Linked DNA regions of Homo sapiens: region 1 is linked to region 2. Evidence: chromatin loops called from intact Hi-C (ENCODE). Cell type or tissue: heart left ventricle. All regions are shown on one strand. Links, peaks and the distances in the headings refer to the core of each region. The heading gives the core; the rest is flanking DNA. Region 1 overlaps LOC105369913 (a long non-coding RNA gene). Region 2 overlaps LOC105369912 (a long non-coding RNA gene).

What was found. Hi-C counts contacts between places; a loop is a spot of excess contacts. Peaks named below come from ENCODE experiments on the same cell type or tissue, not always from the same donor. Only the 100,000 strongest peaks of a DNase experiment are listed, where the experiment ranks them.
Region 1: a loop joins it to region 2, with 2.8 times the contacts of the local background. A loop is called at or near these places in 4 of 110 quality-filtered maps.

The regions. Positions count from the first base shown.
Region 1 is chr12:94,039,820-94,045,201 of GRCh38, reverse strand. It overlaps LOC105369913 (a long non-coding RNA gene), which reads right to left. Exons shown (of 4, transcript XR_945223.3): 1 at 2,874-5,382; 2 at 2,182-2,403. Among named protein-coding and RNA genes, the nearest start is that of PLXNC1, 110 kb to the left of the region's middle. In heart left ventricle, for the core only: no CTCF peak of the experiment used is centred there; no DNase peak of the experiment used is centred there; H3K27ac peaks cover 2,542 bases.
Region 2 is chr12:93,988,513-93,993,894 of GRCh38, reverse strand. All of the region lies in intron 2 of LOC105369912 (a long non-coding RNA gene), which reads left to right. Among named protein-coding and RNA genes, the nearest start is that of PLXNC1, 160 kb to the left of the region's middle. In heart left ventricle, for the core only: a CTCF peak has its summit at 2,639 (motif pointing right); a DNase peak (open chromatin) is centred at 2,615; H3K4me3 peaks cover 677 bases; H3K27ac peaks cover 1,202 bases.

The DNA.
Region 1 (5,382 bases), core at 79-5,078, 52 kb before region 2:
GGCAGTGGAAAGAAGTACAAAGGTCCTGAGGCAGAACAGGGTTTGAGACAGTGGAGAAATGGAAATAAGGCCTGTATCACTGATGCATAGTGACCAAGGGGAAGAGTGGACAGAGGAAAGAGGAAATCACATAGGACCTATAAGGAGTTGGGAGCAATAGCATTAATGATAATTATGAATAATAAACTTGCTAATCAAATTGCTAATAACTTGCTAGACCTGTACTATGCCCTTTATTCACCTTAAGAGTTAGGAAACAGTTACCTTGGGCAAGTTATTGAAATTTGCTAAAACTCAGTTTTCCCATCTGCTAAGTGATGATAACAATGTACCCCTTTCATGGAAATGCTGAGAAGATTAAATGAATTTAGCTCCAAATCTGGCTCAGAGTTAGCTCCCAGGGAACAGTGGCTATTCCTGAGAGGAAGGAGGAGGACAGGCACAGGACTTGGGTCTCATCTCTTGATTCAGCCAATGCTTTTCCAAGATGATTTGTTTTCCTCATTGGCCTTTGCAGAAAGTGTTGTCTATTAAAATCTGTTTTAAATCTGGTCAGATTGAAATTCCTCGTCAGACTTCAAGGCTCCATCCAAGTGTACCCTTTGGAGGCCCAAGTGTTGATGGTAGATAGCACTCGCCTGTCCCCGACCCCCTCTGGCATATTCCAGTCCCCTCTTAGAGATCCCTGACTTCTTGTCAGACTCAGGAGGACAACAACTCCCAGATAAAGGCTTAGAAACCAAGGGCAGCAGAGAACCAGAATGAAGACCAAGCATTTCTGAAAAGACCATGGCAATCAGTGGGGACATCTGAGTAGATTCATAGCTAACTTCTCAGGATCTCATTGGGGATATTAACTTATAGAAGATTGTCTGCTTGAAACTCTGTGTTTCTCACTGGGAGCCCAGTTGAATGTTATTTTCTAGGCAGGACTCGTGGGATTTAGTATAAGGCCTAGGGGGAGGTTATTTCTGGAGGATGCTGTTGGTTGCTCACCAAGTAGCCATTTTCTTACCCTTTCTCAGGCCAGCACAGTTCATTGCCCATAGAGGCAGAAAATGCAGATTCTCAATTCCATAGCCTCCCTTGCAACTATGACAATAGTCATGTGACCCAATATTGGCCAATTAAACCAGAGGAGAGCTCTGCTGGAGAGTTTCTGGGCAAGATATATTCTTTTCCCTTTGTTTTTTTGAGATGGAGTCTCACTTTCTCACCCAGGCTGGAGTGCAGTGGCGCAATCTCTGCTCTCTGCAACCTTCACCTCCCAGGTTCAGGTGATTCTCCTGCCTCAGCCTCCCGAGTAGCTGGGATTACAGCCATCCGCCACCACGCCCAGCTAATTTATTTATTTTTAGTAGAGATGGGGTTTCACTATCTTGGCCAGGCTGGTCTCGAACTCCTGACCTCGTGATCCACCTGCCTTGGCCTCCCAAAGTGCTGGGATTGCAGGTGTGAGCCACTGCGCCCAGCCTGGGCAAGATATATTCCATGTGATAAGGGAAATAGATAAGAGGAAAAGCCATGACTCCTCCTTCCTAGCATTTTGTATGTGCATTTGTCAAGACATTATATATGCAGCCTTAGCAGCCATCTTGCAGTAGTGAGGGAGAGTCTCTGAGAAGCCCTGATGATATGGTTTGGCTGTGTCCCAACCCACATCTCACCTCTAATTTTAATAATCCCTACGTGTGGTGGGAGGGACTCGGTGGGAGGTAATTGAATCATGGGGGCAGGTCTTTCTCATGCTGTTCTCATGATAGTGAATATGTCTCATAAGATGTTTTATAAAGGGGAGCTCTCCTGCACACACTCTCTTGCCTGCTGCCATGTAAGACGTGTCCTTGCTCCTCTGCCTTCACCATGATTGTGAGGCCTCCCCACCCATGTGGAACTGTGAGTCCATTAAACCTCTTTTTTCCCTTTATAAATTACCCAGTCTTGCATATGTCTTTATTAGCAGAATGAGAATGGACTAATACACCTGCTATGGTTGAGCCATTGATCCACCTGTCACTGGACCACTGTTATGTGAGACAAAGAAATCCCTTTAATTTAAGCCCATTATCTCTGGCTACTCAGTTATGTGCAATTGAAAGCATCTTAACTGATACATCTCTGCTCCTTTTCATCCTTTCTCATTACTCTCCCCTTTGGAAAGAATCAGAGAGCCCTTTTCACCTGTTCAGTGATGTCAACAATTTTTTAAAAAGAAACAAAGACTTTCATTTCTGGGGTGCTCTTAGGTCCAGCTTGCCCAGGACCCTTCCAGAGCAGCTGTGGTTTATTCCTGTGGTTCTGGTGTAATTTTTAAGAGTACTCAAAAATGTTCTTGGATGGATGATAAATTATTTGGTCACATTATTTTCCTTTTTCAGAGGAAAAGCTTCAGTGTGGATGTCTCTGGAAGAGAGAGAGAGAAAATACACAGCTTTCAAATTCACAATAAAAGGGTAAATGGTGAACCCCAGGGTTTGGGGGGTGGGGTAGGCAGAACTGGAGGGAGCACTTGCCATGAAAGAGGTTCCCTAGAGTAGGGAGGAGGCCCAGAAAGAGCAAACTTGGAGCTCTAAAGGCAAACTGCATGCACTTCCCAGCTTTTCCAGTGACCTGCCCTGCTTCTAAGAGCACGCAGAGCCTTTGTTGGTGTGTTTCTGATCTTTCTCTGCTGCCTTTTCACACAGTCCTAATCCACTTTCTACCAACACCCCTGGGGTGAGTGGAGCCTAAGACTTAGCCAAGAAGTCTGAAACTCTTCCCTGTGGTTTTTGTCTGAACCCAGACAACTCCCTGTTTCTTTCTGAGCTCTTTCCGAGACCATTACAGGATTGACAATGGCAACATACGAAGTGGGTAATGTCACTCTCACTCACGCTATTTCAATTCCTTTCTTTCCAGACTTTTCCAGACCCCTCATAACTGGAAGGTGTGTGGAGTGCACCCCGTCTCCACTCCCTCTGTTGTACCTCCCTCCTGTGGGAAGAAAAGCAATTCACAAACCAGGCAGTTTATCCCTGCTGAACAACACGTTGTTAAATGCATAATTTAGTCTTGATGTAAATTATACAGGCTCATTATCTGTGAGAAAATCTGGCTGCCCTGTGAGCCAGTTAGAATGATGAGCAACGTGCCTGGAGCCCCAGTAGCTGTCCCTGAGGAGTTGAATCCAGGAACAGAAGGAGCCCTTGTGCTCCCAGAGGCAGCACCAGGCATCAGGCCTCAGTTCTAGCCAATCTGCTGGGACTGGGGCTAGGCAGGGGGCCCTGAAAAGCGAGACCCTGCTTCTTGCACAGAGACATGCTTCTTTCTTGCTGCCTTCTGTGCCTGATCATCCAGGTGACTATTAGGGCTTGTGCAGTAGAACAAAGCAGGAGAAATGACTGAGGGGATGCGGGTCACAGGGGACACTTGGCTGGAGTTGGGGAAAGATTGGGCTGGAATCAATGCCTAGAATCCTCATCATTCATAATCTGGATCTGTGGGAAACTGGTAGGCTCCTTGAAGGGGGGACCTCAATGCTGAAAGAGAAGTCTTTTAACTCATTCAGTAATAACTATCTGAGTGCCTACTATATCTTAGGCACTAAACTAGGGTCAGAGGCTACAAGAGTAAACAAAACACAATTGTTGTCCCTAGATGCTTTCAGTTTACTGGGAATTTCAGACAAGATAACAGGTAGTTACAAAGGAGTATTGATGTCACTGGTAAACACACACACACACACACACACACACACACACACACACACGCACATTAAAAATTACCCAGCAAGATGTCTGTGTGTCCTTCAGTGTCATTCTAAAGCCTTGTCTAATGGGCCAGCCCAAGCGTCATCTGAAATCCTTGATTTGGCTCACTATCACAAATTCTTATGGTCTAGATCCTGAAAAGTTAGATCTTAATTTGTAGGAAATTGATAAGTTGCAAATGATTTTTGTCTGGCAGAGATGTAAATGATTTCTCTCCATTGGAATAAACAGTTCCAAAGGGTTATAATTGTGTTGCTTCTAGGACATTATTCAGTTTTGTACCTAGGTCAGCAGTCTTACTTCAGCATCCTTGCTTTCACTGACTATTCTGTATATACTCAGCTTCTTATAGGTTCCTTCAATCCAACTTTATCATCCTGCTGGTTCTCTCATTAACGAGTTAAATAAATCTTTGGCATAGACTTTGATGTATTTGCATGAGAGTCACACCTTTAACTTTTTGGAAATTATCATCTGACACCTTAGAGGTAAGACCACCTTAGTGGTAAGGGGTAAAAGACAAGAAACATGAAATCCAGTCTTAGGGGTTTAGGGAAGATTTCTCAGAGAGGGCATCTAAAGTCAGATATGAAGGACAAAGGAGTTAGCTAGGCAAGGATGGATGCGGGAAAGTGTACTAGGTGGGAGATTAGTATACACAGAGGCCAGAGATGAGACAGTTGCATTAACACTAGAAGCCCAAGAAGGTGAGCGGTGAGCAGCAGGGATGGAGAGGTAAGGAACGGTCAGACTGGAATGGACCTCAGTGCTATGCCAAGGAGCTTGGTCTTTATAAAGAGGGCACTGTAAGTCATTAACAAGTTTTTAAACAGGTGCAAAATGTGGTTGGATTTGGCTTCTGGGTTCACTGTCTTGTAAGCCAGGTGGGAAACTCATTCATTGTAGACTAATTGTAGCCTGCTGAGGTTGCTTCTAAGATTCCTATGTAATTCTGGTTCCCTCCAGTTTGCTCTACAATTAAAAGACATTGGTGAATAAATTTATGGACACAATTCCTATACGTTAGCTGGAATGCCCAACAATGGATATTTATCATGTTTAAGGTTTTCCTTTTCTAACCTTGTCAAAAATATAGAGAAAGCAGAAGTGCAAAAAAAAAAAAAAAAAAGTGCAAGGCTCACATATTTTAAAGTGAAATTCTCAGCAACGGACAAATCAGAGCTGAAGGGGAGACTCCAGAGACCAGCTATTAGATGAAATTGCTTTGGTCGGAAAGGTTGCTGCCTTTTTCAAGTTTCCTTAGCCAGATGTTTCCGCTTAAGCAATAAATTGTGAAACATTTTTGCATTTTTGGCACAAGGGATCATTTATTCGGTTATGACGTAGTTTGCAGAGGACTTTTCAGCATTGATAGCACTTTTGTTTCTTGTCCCACTTAATTTTCATAAGAGCCTGTGAGGCAGAGAGGCTGTCTGCTGCCATGTCCATTTTATAGATGGAGAAGCCAAGGTCCAGAAAGGGTCAGTGGTTTGCTCAGCCACCACTACAAATTAGTCAGAGCCTGTAAAAGGAAGATCTTGTCACCATAGCCTTGTCTGACACTACCATGGAAAATTTTACCTAGTGGGTTTTTAATAAATGCAATGAAGTGTTCTTAATATGTATCAAATTA
Region 2 (5,382 bases), core at 323-5,322:
CCTCCTCACCTCTCACAGCCACTCCCTCTCAGCCACTTTCCCCCATCTCGCTTTCACTTGATCTCTCAATTTTTGAGAGATAGAACAAAAAGCCATTTCCCAAAATATGGTAAGCATACCTGTCCTGGGGCCAAGACGATTTTAGGGACACAGAGATGAACTTATTCTCCTTTTGCTAGTTACAACCCTCTTTTTTCCAGTTGTCTTCTATACGTAACAAGTGATGCTGGTTTTCTCTTTAGAAGAAGAAAAAGTAATTGTAGCTAAAGTTTATTGAATACTTGCCATATGTCGGGCACTATTTTCAGAACTTTACATATGTAAACTTGTTTAACCTCCACAACAATCCTATGAAGCCGTTGCTAATATTATTATCACCATTTCACAGATGAAAAAATCCCAGAGGCACAGGGAGGTTAGGAATTTGCCTGAGATCACACAGCTGGTAAGTGGAGGGACCAGGAAGTCTAGCACCTTAGAAGAAAGTCAACTCTAGAAACAGCATTGAGTCAAACTCTCATTCTACCACTTTCTAACTGTGTGAACTTAGGCGAGTTATTCAGCCCACCTGTGCCTCAGTTTTCAAATCTCTGCCTCAGTTTCCTCACTGAATCTAACACATCATCAATTTATATATCACTAAAAAAGATTTAAAAGTATAAATTTAATCATGACTGGCTGGGTGCGGTGACTTATGCCTGTAATCCCAGCATTTTGGGAAGCTGAAGCAGCAGAATCACTTGAGGCCAGGAGTTTAAAACCAGACTGGAAAACATAGCAAGACCCTGTCTCTTAAAAAAAAATTTAACCATGACTTACAGGCTTTCTTATCAATTATTCATCCTGATAACAGAGAATGTTAAAATATAAAAAAAAGAACATCTTAGAATCAATGAAATATAATAATACTACATTGTAGGATTATCAAGAAGAGTACATGGATCTAGCATTTATTATGGTGCCTGGTACGCGGGAAGTTCTTCATCCATGTTAGCTCTTCTGGTTGTTACAATGGTTGTGCCTATTTGAGAGGGGAAAGAGTTGCGGCACAGAGAGAGTACATTCTCAGGTTGCCCTGGTAGGAAACTGGTGGTCCCCAGATCTAGCTGAGGTCTGTAACTCTCTTGCTGGCTGGGGCTGCCTGTCTCCAAGTCGGGTGAGGCCTGGCTTGTGTCTGAACACCAGACCAGTGGGCTTTCATTTTGCTTTATGTGCCTTCACCAAGAAGGTGGGTGTGGTGGCTCACGCCTGTAATCCTAGCACTTTGGGAGGCCGAGGCACGTGGTTAGCCTGAGCCTGGGAGTTCGAGACCAGCCTGGGCAACATGGTGAAACCCCGTCTCTACTAAAAATACAAAACTAGCCAGGCGTGGTGGTGTGTGCCTGTAATCCCAGCTACTCAGGAGGTAGCTGAATCGCTTGAATCTGGGAGGCGGAGAGTGCAGTGAGCCAAGATTGTGCCACTGCACTCTGTTTCAAATAAAAAAAAAGATCTATTGAGCCCATTTGCCTCAGGACCTTCCAGGTCTTTGTCATTCCTGTTTCCAGAGTCCTGAAGGTCATAACCATGGCCCACATTCCCCCCATTCCCAGGGGAGTGTCTAGACTTTCTGACTCAAGACAAATTACCAAATGTATAAATGCCCATTCCGCTTAATGACTTTACTTCCACTTTTCACAGACTCTCAGATGTGGCTAGAAATAGTCCCAAACCCTGCAATCTTTCATAGAGCTGAGCTAAATTAAGTGGGTAGTGTTCCTCCAGAATTCCTCTCCCAAGCACTTAACACTGATGTACGTCCCTCCCTACTTTGCTCACAGAACAGATGTTTGAAGAAACGTCACTTGACTGTGAAGAAGGAAAAAATGTTACTAAAATGTGGATTTCCACACCCACCCCCATACATAAGTTCTTGGATCTACTGCTGATGCACTCTTTATGCATATTTATTCAACACACGTACTCCTCCACACATGCACACACATATATGCAATGGACTCCCTACCCTCACCATTCACATGAACATTGTCACAAGGATTTTCTAACTTATATTTTTAATATTTTTGCTCCATAACCACGGCTTTGAGCTAATTGTTTCACATTTTCTTAATGTACACCAGAAATGGCATTTACATCTCAGTCTAGCAGCAGGTTCACTGGCAGGCAAGGCAAAAAGCACAAATTTAAATTTGGTCATAGCTAGACGGCAGAGCCACAGACCCCTGCTTAATTTCTGGTGTCCTTGGCCGGCTGCCTGAGAAGGAACTCTGTCCGCTGGGAACTCAGGCATTGGATGTAATAAGCACTGACTTCCACATTATAAGACTAAAGCTTTGTCGTACAGAGAGCACTAGGTCTTAGGCGATGACTTAGTGCCTTAGATTCCCATATTAGCACAAAGGTTAAACCTGATACTATTAATTGCAACCTTTCCAGATAATTATTTTCTCCTTTACCCTGTTGGGACCGCTTGTGTTCTCCGAGAAAACTCCCTGGGGTGAGCTTTCCTTACTTGCCACCTTCTTTTGTCTTCAGGGAGAGTGAAAACGAGGCATGGTGCAGCTCGGATCAAGCGTTTGCTGTCTCCTGCCTTTTTACCATGGCGACACGACACACCGAGCGCACTTTGAGAGCGAGAACTGTCCTCTAGAGGGAGAGACAGGAACACACACTGGAGGCTGAATGTTGTCTGTATCATCCCCAGTAGTTCTGAATTGTCATACTTTGCGGGAGGACCCTGGCTGGGGGCCTGCATTTTTTTCTCTGTGACTGAATCCTCTCTTGCTGGCTCTGTCACAGTCAGCCACCCTTCGCTGTTGACTGGTCCTCATACATCCATGAGAGCCTTGGGAAGGGACACACTCTTTCCTTGGCTCTTCCCTCTAAACGGCAACACAGGCCCTCCAGCTCCCAGACCAAATGGCTAATGCTGGGGCTGAAAAAACTGTACACCAAAATGAAGGCCTCAGAGCAGCCACGGAAGCAAAAGTTTTTCTCTGATCTTCTCCCGCCCTCCCCTGCAACCCAAGCCTAGCCATAAAAACTAGAATCCCTCTTCCCCCAAGGCGAGGCATAGAAACCAGAACCCCTTTTCCTGAAAGCCAGCCAAAACACCTAAAAATATTCCATACAAAAACGGGCCAGAAATAAATGATCTGACCTACCTTGTTTGACTGTAGGTCAGAAGACACCCATTGCAGAGAGCCCCCATTCCAGAGAGGGTAAAAGTCCCCATACCCAGAAGGAAGGAAAGCTACACAGGGAGACCAAGAAGAACCTGAACAGACAGGCCTTGTGGAGTCTCCCTGCTCAGTCTATTCACAGTAGATCAGACCCTTTTTGTCCAATCATATTTCTACGTGGCTGTCCATACCTTGTTGAACCTAAGCATAAAAATGGACAATTTTCCTTGTTTCTTTGGGTCTTCATTCTGAAGCCTCCCATGTATACATGTGAAATAAATGTGTGTGCCTTTTCTCCTATTCATCAATCTGCTTCATGTTAGTGATCTTACAACAAACCTTTAGGGGACCAAGGGCCTCAGCCCCCACACTAATCTTAGAATCATAGGTTGAGGCTGGCTCCCACCCAACCACCAACTGACATCTCTGAGGCCAGGGTGAGCTTACTCTTCAACACCAGGAATCATCAGGCTTCTCCATTTCATGCAGGAGAGACCCAAAGCCCTCTCCCAAGCCCAGGAAAAGGGAATGATTTGTTTTCCTCTTCACATCTTGTAAAACTGAAACTCTATACTCATTAAACACCAACTCTCCATTTCCGTCTCCTCCAGTCCCTGGCATGCATCATTCTACTTTCTGTCTATGTGGTTTTGACTACACTTATACCTCATATAAGTGGAATTATACAACATTTATCTTTTTGTGACTGGTTTATTTCACTTAACATAATGTCCTCATATGTTGTAGCATGTCAGATTTTCTTTTCTAAGACTGAATAATGTTCTATTGCATGTATACGCCATATTTTGCTTATCCGTATGTTGATGGACACTTACCAAAGACACGTTTTTTCATTGAATTATTTTCAGCTTCAGAATTCTAAAGATCCAGTCTATCCCAGGAAACTCCATTTCATATGTATTTTTCAATGATTAACCAATACTTGTTTAAAACTTGCAATTTTTACTGAATATATAACCTGTATCTGTCCTTTATCATCTGACATTTTTCTACTATGTAATTTTCGTGAACTGTTTAGTGTCCCATTGTGGCCTATCAGCCAGAATGGTCTGGGTTAAGCTGTAGTAACAAATAACCCCAAAATCTCAGTGACATAAAACAATTTTTAATTTCTTGCCCACTCTATGTGTCAATTGCAGATCAGTTAGGGATCGGCTCTGTGACATAATGTTCTCACTCCAGGACCCAGGTAGAAGAAAAACTGACCATGGGAAAAAAAATTATACATTGGCTCTTTTTTTTTTTTTTAATTATACTTTAAGTTTTAGGGTACGTGTGCACATTGTGCAGGTTAGTTACATATGTATACACGTGCCATGCTGGTGCGCTGCACCCACTAACTCATCATCTAGCATTAGGTATATCTCCCAGTGCTATCCCTCCCCCCTCCCCCCACCCCACCACAGTCCCCAGAGTGTGATATTCCCCTTCCTGTGTCCATGTGATCTCATTGTTCAATTCCCACCTATGAGTGAGAATATGCAGTGTTTGGTTTTTTGTTCTTGCGATAGTTTACTGAGAATGATGATTTCCAATTTCATCCATGTCCCTACAAAGGACATGAACTCATCATTTTTTATGGCTGCATAGTATTCCATGGTGTGTATGTGCCAAATTTTCTTAATCCAGTCTATCATTGTTGGACATTTGGGTTGGTTCCAAGTCTTTGCTATTGTGAATAGTGCCGCAATAAACATACGTGTGCATGTGTCTTTATAGCAGCATGATTTATAGTCCTTTGGGTATATACCCAGTAATGGGATGGCTGGGTCAAATGGTATTTCTAGTTCTAGATCCCTGAGGAATCGCCACGCTGACTTCCACAATGGTTGAACTAGTTTACAGTCCCACCAACAGCATAAAAGTGTTCCTATTTCTCCACATCCTTTCCAGCACCTGTTGTTTCCTGACTTTTTAATGATTGCCATTCTAACTGGTGTGAGATGGTATCTCATTGTGGTTTTGATTTGCATTTCTCTGATGGCCAGTGATGATGAGCATTTTTTCATGTGTTTTTTGGCTGCATAAATGTCTTCTTTTGAGAAATGTCTGTTCATGTCCTTTGCCCACTTTTTGATGGGGTTGTTTGTTTTTTTCTTGTAAATTTGTTTGAGTTCATTGTAGATTCTGGATATTAGCCCTTTGTCAGATGAGTAGGTTGCGAAAATTTTCTCCCATT